2 separate regions of the Mus musculus genome follow, and region 1 is linked to region 2. Evidence: chromatin loops called from intact Hi-C (ENCODE). Cell type or tissue: heart. All regions are shown on one strand. Each heading gives the region's core, and the rest is flanking DNA. Links, peaks and the distances in the headings are about the cores only. Region 1 holds the start of Cep63 (centrosomal protein 63). Region 2 holds the start of Srprb (signal recognition particle receptor, B subunit).

What was found. A loop is a pair of places that touch in the nucleus more often than their neighbours do. Peaks named below come from ENCODE experiments on the same cell type or tissue, not always from the same donor. Only the 100,000 strongest peaks of a DNase experiment are listed, where the experiment ranks them.
Region 1: a loop joins it to region 2, with 6 times the contacts of the local background. A loop is called at or near these places in 3 of 42 quality-filtered maps.

What each region holds. Positions count from the first base shown.
Region 1 is chr9:102,625,124-102,627,623 of GRCm38, reverse strand. Cep63 (centrosomal protein 63) reads left to right here and starts at 1,500. Exons shown (of 17, transcript NM_001081122.1): 1 at 1,500-1,720. The coding sequence starts at 1,643. It overlaps Anapc13 (anaphase promoting complex subunit 13), which reads right to left and starts at 1,328. Exons shown (of 3, transcript NM_181394.3): 1 at 1,278-1,328. In heart, for the core only: a CTCF peak has its summit at 1,336; DNase peaks (open chromatin) are centred at 1,063 and 1,383; H3K4me3 peaks cover 2,373 bases; H3K27ac peaks cover 2,350 bases.
Region 2 is chr9:103,198,624-103,205,909 of GRCm38, reverse strand. It overlaps Srprb (signal recognition particle receptor, B subunit), which reads left to right and starts at 3,845. Exons shown (of 7, transcript NM_009275.4): 1 at 3,845-3,998; 2 at 4,529-4,623; 3 at 7,044-7,121. The coding sequence starts at 3,851. In heart, for the core only: no CTCF peak of the experiment used is centred there; a DNase peak (open chromatin) is centred at 3,779; H3K4me3 peaks cover 1,484 bases; H3K27ac peaks cover 1,000 bases.

The DNA of each region.
Region 1 (2,500 bases), core at 1-2,500, 580 kb after region 2:
GCTGCCAGGCCAGGCAGTTTAACTGAATCAGAAAGCTCCAGGTTTAAGATTCAAAGTAATAAAGGAAGACACTGATGTTGACCTCTGGCCTCTACACTCATCTACAACTCCACCTGTACGCAGAAATCTCCCCCACCACCACAACTTTCGTGTACGCGTATACACACACACACACACTGAAGCTCCCTCTGCCACGTTAAAACCAGGTGATAACTTAGCAGTTTTCCTCAGACATAACCAGACCCTAGCTAGTGGATAACGCAAAGCCAGCTGAAGGGCCACTTCTAATCACCCCTCAGGGTTTGACAAGCCTTTTGTTTTTGTAGCTGAGCCTTGGGCTGCATTTCACACCTTCTGGTGCTGACTTTCCCAGTCCCTATGGATTGCACCTTTTTCTAAAGTGCTCTGACTTTCTCTCCAGCTTTTCAGCAGGCTCTGTCCTTGAATGCTTTGCTGCTTGCCTCAAATGATCTATGAAACAAGTCAGGTCAGCTTTGTGACTGACTGGCAGGGTACTACTGTCTCCAGCGGTAATGTAAGGATACCCAGTCTTTCCACAAGTTCGCCTCAATACTTTGTAACATGACTCTCTTCTACATGCTTAGAAACTAGCACGCTTTTCACCCACCCCCGTCCCTCATCACTTATGCTTGGCCGTCCTTCCAAACACATCTATTTTCCTGGGTCAGGTGCTCGGGTGCTCACCCTTTACGTAAACAGAAAGTTCCCCCGCTCCGGATACCAGATAATATCAAACTCTCAGCTCTCAGATTGTTTCCTTTAGACCCCAGGCTGAGTGCAGTCCCAAGGGTCCATTCCTTCACCAGTCCCCTAGATCTCTGGGCACAATACGTGACAACAGGAGGAAAGCTTGTCACATTGCCCGGATATCTCTTTCTAGACATTAGATGCGTACGTCCTATGAGACATACACACCTTTCATGCACACAGCTTTGTAAATGTATTTCTAAGCTACGAGCACGGCGCCTACACTAAAATGGCCCTCGGAGGCCACCATCCTGGGACACTACAGTCACCCGCTGCAGCGACTTCCGGTTCGAGGGGTGGGAGGATACTACATGCGGAAGTGCAAGGGGGGAGGTCGAGCGTCGCCATGGGGGCTCCGTTCCACTCCGCACAGCGTGCAGTAAAGAAGTGGCTCTGAAGCTCGGTTGAAAGTACCGGCCCGCGCCTCTGGAAGCGGTAGACGCCGGAGTTCGAGGGCGAACGCTTGGCCACCCTCGGAAACCCGGGCCGCGGGCGCGAAAAACCCTTACCCACTGCGCGCGCGTCGGCTTCCTCCCGGCCCCGCCCTTCTTCTGGGTCACGTGACTCGCGGCGCTCTCAAGCCCCGGATGTGGGTGAGTCCAAGCGCTGCGGCAGGGGGCGGGACGGACAGCGATTTGTTGTGACTTGCGCGCATCCCCGGCCGGAGGAACGGCGGGCAGGCCCGGGGGCGCGCTCCGCCGGAGGCGCGCTCTGCCGGGGGCGCGCTCTGTAACCGACCGCATGCCCCAAAGACGGGCGAGCTGCGGCTAACTGTGGTGCGGTCTCGGCCCTGGCCACGGTGGTGCCGCTAGGCTCCAGGCCTCATGGCCCGCGGCCGCAGCTCGTTGCGGCCCACCTGCCGCGGGGCTTTCCAATGCCGGGTTGCGGCTGCCCGGTCGTCGCGCCCCTGGGTTCCTCCTCCTCCCTATGGGACTCTGGGCTGGCCGGCCAGGTGCTTCGGCCTGCGGGAGGGCGGGCTGCGGGCTGTGGGCTGCATGGCTCCCGGGAAGGGACCCGGCTGCTGCTGCTGCCGCCGGTGTAGGACCAGGCCTTAGCGTTAGCCGCCCAGCGGGAAGCCCGCAGGGTTCCTTGGTGATGTTAGTATGAGAGGTGCGGAAATGTGGCGGGAACCCCTGATGGCAGGGGAATTGCAGATGGCTTCACGCTTTCAAGTCAAGCATAGGAAACAAGATTGGTGGAGTGAAAGTTTGGAAAGGGGAATTCCACAACAGCGCTTTCACGCGGAGACACTTGACAGTGAATGGGCTTTTGTCCTTTACAAAATCGTGGAGTTAGTGCATTCTGATGTCAGACCTAGTTTTCATTTACAGACTGTAGACTTGTTGCCAAAAGTGCTCCCCATTCTCCCCAACTAGCGCTGGCTCTCCTTTGTAGCTATGATCTGGAACTTGCAGTGTAGACCAGGCTGGCCTCAAACTCAGAGATGGGCCTACCTATGTCTCCTAATTAAGGATCCGCGCCACCTCGCCTGGCTTTCTTGAGGCCAATTTAGAGTTTCAAAAATGTATTACTTTATTATAGCTCTTTGTACAACTCGAATATTTGTATTTTATATTTTGTATGTAAGTCAGAGATCAATGGCTATAGTTATCTTTAGCTTTTTACACTTTTTTTTTTTGTTTTGTTTTTCGAGACAGGGTTTCTCTGTGTAGCCCTGGCTGTTCTGGAACTCACTCTGTAGACCAGGCTGTCCTCGAACTCAGAAATCCGC
Region 2 (7,286 bases), core at 2,689-5,188:
GGGATCCAACACCTTCCTTTGGACTCTCTGGGTACTGCACTCACAGGCACAAAGTCATCCAGACACACATGCCCATACGTACATGCATAATTAAAACAAAATATTTTTAAAAATTTAAGTTATACTTTTTTTATAAAAAAGTATTGAAGACCCGAGGAGGGCCAGAGAAGCGGCTCAGCATCTGAGAGCATTTACAAACCTCAGGACTCACATGAGAGCCCACAGCCTGCACCCTCACATGTACAGACTCACACACACACCCCCCACGCCTACACATACATGCATCATTAAAATAAAATATTTACAAATCTCTCTAATTCCATTTCCAGAGGATCCAATGCCTCTTCTGACCTCTGTGGGTCCCTAAACCCACAAATGGTGCATGCGAACATCCGTATTTGTGTGTGTGTGCATTTTAAGACACGTTCTCATTTTATCCAAACTGGCCTCGAACTTGCTGTGCAGCCAATGATGCCCTTGAGCTCCTGACCCTTCTGCCTTCACCTCCCGAGTACTTAGGATTTCAGGGTTCATTACCACCCGTTCTTTTTTTGTTTAACTTAAGAAACCTTTATGCTGTCTTCCATAATGGCTGTAGTAAGCTACATTCCCACCAACAGTGTAACAGATTTCCCTTTCCTCTCAGCACTGTTTGGTATATTTCTGACTTTTTTAATAGTGACTATCTTAATGAGTATCAGGTAGTATCTCATAGCAGTTTCCATTTTCATTTTCTCACTGGCTAAAGACATTAAGCACACTTCACATTCCTCCTGATAGTTTGCAACATGTGGGAAAAAATGTCTCTTCAAGTCATTTTTTAAATATTAATTTTTATTTTGTGTATGTGTTTGTATACATATAGGTACGCAATTTTCTTTTTACATATGATGACAACAATCTTTCGTCCAACAACTTTTTTTTTGTTAGAAAGGATGGTTGTGAATAGCCCTGGGGCTAATTATATTTGATATTAATTCCATTCTCCTGTGAGGGGCTGCGAACAAGGAATGAGTCAGCACTCAGGTGATTTCCTGTAAACCTGCTTCCCACCTTAATTTGTAAAATAAAGAAGAGCTGATGATTGGGCAGATAAAAGGGAAGGTGGAGTGAAAGGTGGGAGAGAGAAGAAGAAAATGGAAGAGGGAGAGGACGTAGAGGAGGAGGAAGAAGAAAAGCAGAGCAGAAGCACATGGCCTGGAGAAACTGCAAGTTCTAAGGGGTCTCATAGATGTGGAAGATGGTAGTGTAGTGGTAGATCTGCCCAACCTAGGTGCACAGCATGTATTCATATTAACTGTGTTGTGTTTTCATCGCCGGGGTATATTTGGGATGGAGATTTACCAAAACAAAGGATGATACAAAATCTCACACTATGTAGCCAAGGAATTTACTGTGTAGGTTAGGCTGTGTTGTGGTTTGAATGAGAACATCTCCATAGCTTCATACATTTGAACGCTTGGTCCCCAGTTGGTGAAACTGTTTGGGAAGGATTAGGAGGTGTGGCCTTGTTGGAGGAGGTGTGTCACTGGAGTGAGCTTTGAAGTTTTGAACACCCACACCAGGCCCAGTTTCTTATTCTCTGCCTCTGAATCAGGATGTAGGCTCTTAGCTACTGTGTCAGTGCCATGCCTGCCTGCTGCCACATCCCCTACTGCGACACTCATGAACTCAGCCTCTGAAATATAAGGAAGCTCTCGATTAAATGCTTTCTATGCTTTCTTCTGCCAGGCGGTGGTGGTGCATGCCTTTAATCCCAGCACTCGGGAGGCAGAGGCAGGTGGATTTCTGAGTTCGAGGCCAGCCTGGTCTACGGAGTGAGTTCCAGGGCAGCCAGGGCTACACAGAGAAACCCTGTCTCAAAAAAACAAACAAACAAAAAAGCTCCCAATTAAATGCTTTCTTCTGTATTGGTCATGGTGTCTTTTCACAGTAATAGAACAACAGCAACTATATATTTTATAGTCATTACAACCTACATATTTTAACTTCTAAATATCTCAGAAATTTTACCCTGTATTTCACACTTTCAGTGTTTGTTTGTTTATTTATTTATTTAATGTATGTGAGCACACTGTAGCTGTCTGCAGACACACCAGAAGAGGGCATCAGATCCCATTACAGATGGCTGTGAGCCACCTGATGTGGTTGCTGGGAACTGAACTCAGGACCTCTGGAAGAGCAACCAGTGCTCTTAACCACTGAGCCATCTCTCTAGCCCCGGATTTCACACTTTTATCCTGTGTTAGACTCCAAGTATCTTTTGCCTAAATACGACAAGAGACTCCCATTGATTCCCCCAGCCTCAGTCTTTTCTCTCTCCAGTCACAGTTCTCCACAGATCTGCCAATTATCCATGTCACCTTCAGCTTATTGTTATACTATGAGTAAACTCTGAGTTCTTCAGCATAGCACACAAAACCACTCCCAGGTCTGATTCCTACAAACTTTTCCAGCTGCCTTTCTGCCACTTTTGCTTCCATGGACAATCTAATCATTCTTATACATAGCCTGTAGCCAGCGACTCAGTATCTGGCGATGGTAAGGCCAACGGAGTGGCCCTCTCGAGTGGGCTTCTTCTCACCTGCCCTCTGCCTTTTGAGGATGTATGGAAATCGAAATCACATTGCGAACCTTCCAAACTCAAACTTTAACATCTTTGTTTCATTTCCTACCCAATCACTCACTGCCACACTAGAGAGGAAGGGAATGTCTCATTTCCTCTCTTCCTGGTACCTGCAGGAGTTGGGGTTTTATGTGGCAGTGCGACATTTTAATGAATTTGTTTAGCCTTTAAGTGACATCGACTTTTCCTGTCATCTCCCAGGCAGACCTGTACTTAAATACTTTAAAATAATGACAGCTACTTAATGACAGAGGCTGCAAATGGCCCTCGAGGCTTGGCCACTTCTGACTCGCAGAGATATTTTTAAATTGAAGCTCACATTTTTTTTTAAATGTTTCGATTACCCGATGAAATCTTAAGTAGAAGAGTTCCCATGAAGATCTTTTATAAATAAGTCCTCTTGAGAAACTGAAAAATGTTGTCTACTCTGGGCCTCTCAAATGGCCTACCTGGTTGAGTAGGCCTGCTTCCTTTGGGTGGGAATGATCAATCTATCGTCGACACCTCCACATCCTCCCGAGCACTGATTTTCCTGATTGCTTTTTAAAATGCAGTCATTTTTTTCCGTGCTGGACGTGTCAATGCAGGACACAGAATTCCCGAGTTTCCCACATGTCATTGGCTTTTACTCAAGCTTCTCTTCCGTGCGTCTTTTTCTGTTTTCTTTAGTTGCCGGTATAGGTTAATGCATCCTCCAAGATTCAGGTCCATCTCTAGCTACTTTTCTCTGACCTCATAAAGGACTTGATGTGTCTTTGTGGATTCTCTGTGACTCCATCACATCTTCGGTCACATCATACTGTGGTAAAATCTCTCATAAATTTCATCCCATGTAACGGCCGAGTAGAAATCCTCACCCTCAAATGAAGTTTTGTAGCCGTTAATTTTGCTAAAAGTCATCATTCTTTCAAAAATCGAAATGAAATGGGAGTAGAGGGGTGGGTTTGACCAAAAGACATCATATTCATTTATGAAATTCTCCAAAGATAAAAAATTAAAATGCAAAGAAAAAAAATTCCACAAAGCTATACATGTCTCAAAGCATGCCGATATGAATACACTCGCTAACTGGGTTGTAGAAACCAAAAAACTCCAACTCCCATCAGGCACTTAGCCGAGATACCCCTAAGGGACTACAACTCCCGTGATGCCCCGCGCCCCACCACGGCGTGGAGCCTAGAGCCACGTAACTTTGGCGGCCCGGGAAGACTACACACCTCTTTCATGGCTTCGGCGAACACCCGGCGAGTTGGCGATGGCGCCGGTGGCGCCTTCCAGCCTTACCTCGACTCCTTACGACAGGAGCTGCAGCAGAGGGATCCGACGCTGCTCTCCGTGGCGGTGGCTCTCCTGGCGGTGCTGCTGACGCTGGGTGAGGCGGCCGGCATTCACGGCGAGGGCAGGGTGGCTCGGCGCCGCAGGCCAGGGAGGCGGACGGCTGCGTTCCCTCTTCTACTACTCGTCTTCCAGACCCAGCAGTGTGGAAAGGGGACGCTGAAGTGACCTGGGTCTTGGGACAGGACTTACATGAGGCGGCCCTGTGCGCTTGAGCGCTGCGGCCGCCATCGTTCATTCCAACTTTGAGCCACTTGTGTCTGAACTGGGCTCTGAGATACTGGGGTACTAAGGTAGAGTAGAAATCCACCAATCAAATGTAGCAAGCCACTAATTTTTCCCAGATCCATCATTCTGTGTATACTTTTAGTCTCCACATTTGGATGAGGGAAATAGACGTGAAAAGGTTTACAGTTGATAGTGGCTGGCGCTCCGTGAGTTCCTAACAAAACTGACTCTAATCCGTGTGACAATGAAAGTAGTCCAGATGGACGCTTTGTTTTTTTGTCGTAAATGCCTACTAATAATGTCTTTAGAAAATGAAGGCTGCCTTTCTCTTCTCTGCAGTGTTCTGGAAGTTCATCTGGAGCCGAAAGAGCAGTCAGAGAGCTGTTCTCTTCGTTGGTCTCTGTGACTCTGGGAAAACGTTGCTGTTTGTCAGGGTAATGCTTTGATTTTCACCTCGGTTAGACTTAAGAGGGATGGGTAAGGCATTTCCGTAGCCCTGTCATCTTGCAGTTTATTTGGTACAGCAAGTTTAGGACATGTTTTTAAAAATATTTTTTTTTCTTTTTAATTATATGTATGTGTGTGGGTATATGCACATGAGTGCCTGTACCTGTAGAGGCCAGATGTGTCAGATTTTGTAGAGTCGGTCTTCAAAGCTGCCTGATGTGGGTGCTGGGAATTGAATTCAGGTCCCTTTGCTAGAAGCAGGATGGGATCTTATCCAACTTAGTTGAGTCTCCAGCCCTGGGAGTTAATTCTTTTTTTTTTTTTAAGATTTATTTATTATTATATCTAAGTACACTGTAGCTGTCTTCAGATGCACCAGAAGAGGGAGTCAGATCTCATTACAGATGGTTGTGAGCCACCATGTGGTTGCTGGGATTTGAACTCAGGACCTTCGGAAGAGCAGTCGGTGCTCTTAACCACTGAGCTATCTCTCCAGCCCCCTGGGAGTTATATAAAAAAGACTCTAGGAAAACCTGTAAAAACACACACACACACACACACACACACACATACACACACGATGCTGTTAGAATACGTGGTCTGGGGATGGGGAGGTGACTCAGTCTGTTTTCTTGCCTGGCAAAAAAATGAGGGTCTGAGTTTGGATCGGTGGCACATACGTGAAAGCCAGGTCCAGAAGTTCTTGTCAGCAATCCCAGGGCCTAGGAGGTATGGATCCCTGGAATTCCTTGGCTCACCACCACCCATGCTAGTTGGTTTTCTCCCCGGGTTCAGTGAGAGACCACAGCCTCACAAAAGGTGGCTGGCTGTGTGGTGGTGGTCCATGCCTTTAAAGCCAACACTTGGGAGGCAGAAGTAGGAGGATCTCTTCAAGTTTGAGGCCAGCTTGGTCTGTAGAATGAGTTCCAGGACAGCCAGAGCTGCACAGAGAAACCCTATGTCAGGGAAAAAAAAAAAAAAAAAAAAGCAAAAACAGTAAATAAATAAGGTGGAGAAAGATTAAGGACTCCCGACATCAACCAACCTTCAGTGTACATACACCTGTTAAAAAATGCATTACCAGTTTCTTGGGCTACTCAGAATATAATGGTTATGGACATACATTTTTTTGTTTGTTTGTTTGATTTTGTTTTTTTCCAGACAGGGTTTCTCTGTATAGCCCTGGCTGTCCTGGAACTCACTCTGTAGACCAGGCTGGTCTTGAACTCAGAAATCCACCTGCCTCTGCCTCCTAAGTGCTGGGATTAAAGGCCTGTGCCACCACTGCCTGGATAGACATATATTCTTAAGTGTAGCTTGCGTTCTTATTCTTTCTTTAAACAATCAATAAAGGATAAAGGAAGCCCAATAACTTTTGCTGATTTCTGTGACTTAAAATAGTCCCAGCATGGCTAGTTCTGAGCAATCCAGCATTATCACAATCATGACAAAAATTACCCTCCTTCGACAGTCTTAAGCTAGAGAGGCCTCCCTTTACTAACACTTAGTTTTATGTAAGCCAGTGTATTTTAACTGAACATGTTTTACTATGGAGAATTTACCCTCTTCCTTTGGAGGGTATAAATAATAATAATAGTAGTAGTAGTAGTAGTAATAGCTATTATTATTTTAATTGTGTGTGTGTGTTCATTCATGTGTGTAAGGGCTGGTACGTGTGAGCCTTGGCACATCTGTGGAGGTCAGAGGACCAGAAGTGTTGGTCTTCTCTCATTGCTGTGCCAGGCAAGCTAGTATGAATTTCTGGAGATTGTCCTGTCTCCCTCCCATTTTCCCCATAGGAGTACTGGGCTTGTGAATGTGTGTACTACTAGATCTGGGTTTATGTGGGTTCAGAGGGGCTGAACTTAGGTCATCAAGGTTACACAGGAAGTGTTATGTCCACTGAACATCTCCTGAGGCCTTGAGTTGGTTTTGGTGCCTAAAATCTTTACAGGTCAGTAATTTGGCCCCTTGCTGTTGTTTAAAAATAATACTAATAATGTTGGGCCCAGGGTGCCACTTTCTGATGGCACTGCAAAAAGAAGGAATAAAGCTTGTAATTAATTATTATTATTATTTGGTTTTTCGAGACAGGGTTTCTCTGTGTAGCCCTGGCTGTCCTGGAACTCACTCTGTAGACCAGGCTGGCCTCGAACTCAAAAATCCGCCTGCCTCTGCTTCCCGAGTGCTGGGATTAAAGGCGTGTGCCATCACTGCCCGGCTGTAATTAATCACTATTCTACAAGTTAAAAATAAAGCAGTATGATCGTTTTCAGCTGTTTCAAGTAGCATTCGTTCATTTGACCTTACTCTCCACAGAATGAAAATGTCATTTTTTACATTGCATTCAGTGTTATTGTAACTCGCTTACCCTGATTTGTCTGTCTTGGTTTTGTTTTGTTTACAGTTGCTAACTGGCCAGTACAGAGACACACAGACTTCCATTACCGATAGTTCTGCCATATACAAAGTCAACAATAACAGGGTAAGAGGTATCTGGAATGTTCTAGAATCTGACACTCTTCTTTACTAAGTTCTACTGTCATGTGTGTTGCTGACCCAAAGCAACTTGGGGAGGAAAGGATTTAATCTGTTTACACTCCCGGGATGTAGTTCATTGTTAAGGGAATTCAGGGCAGGGTCCTGGCAG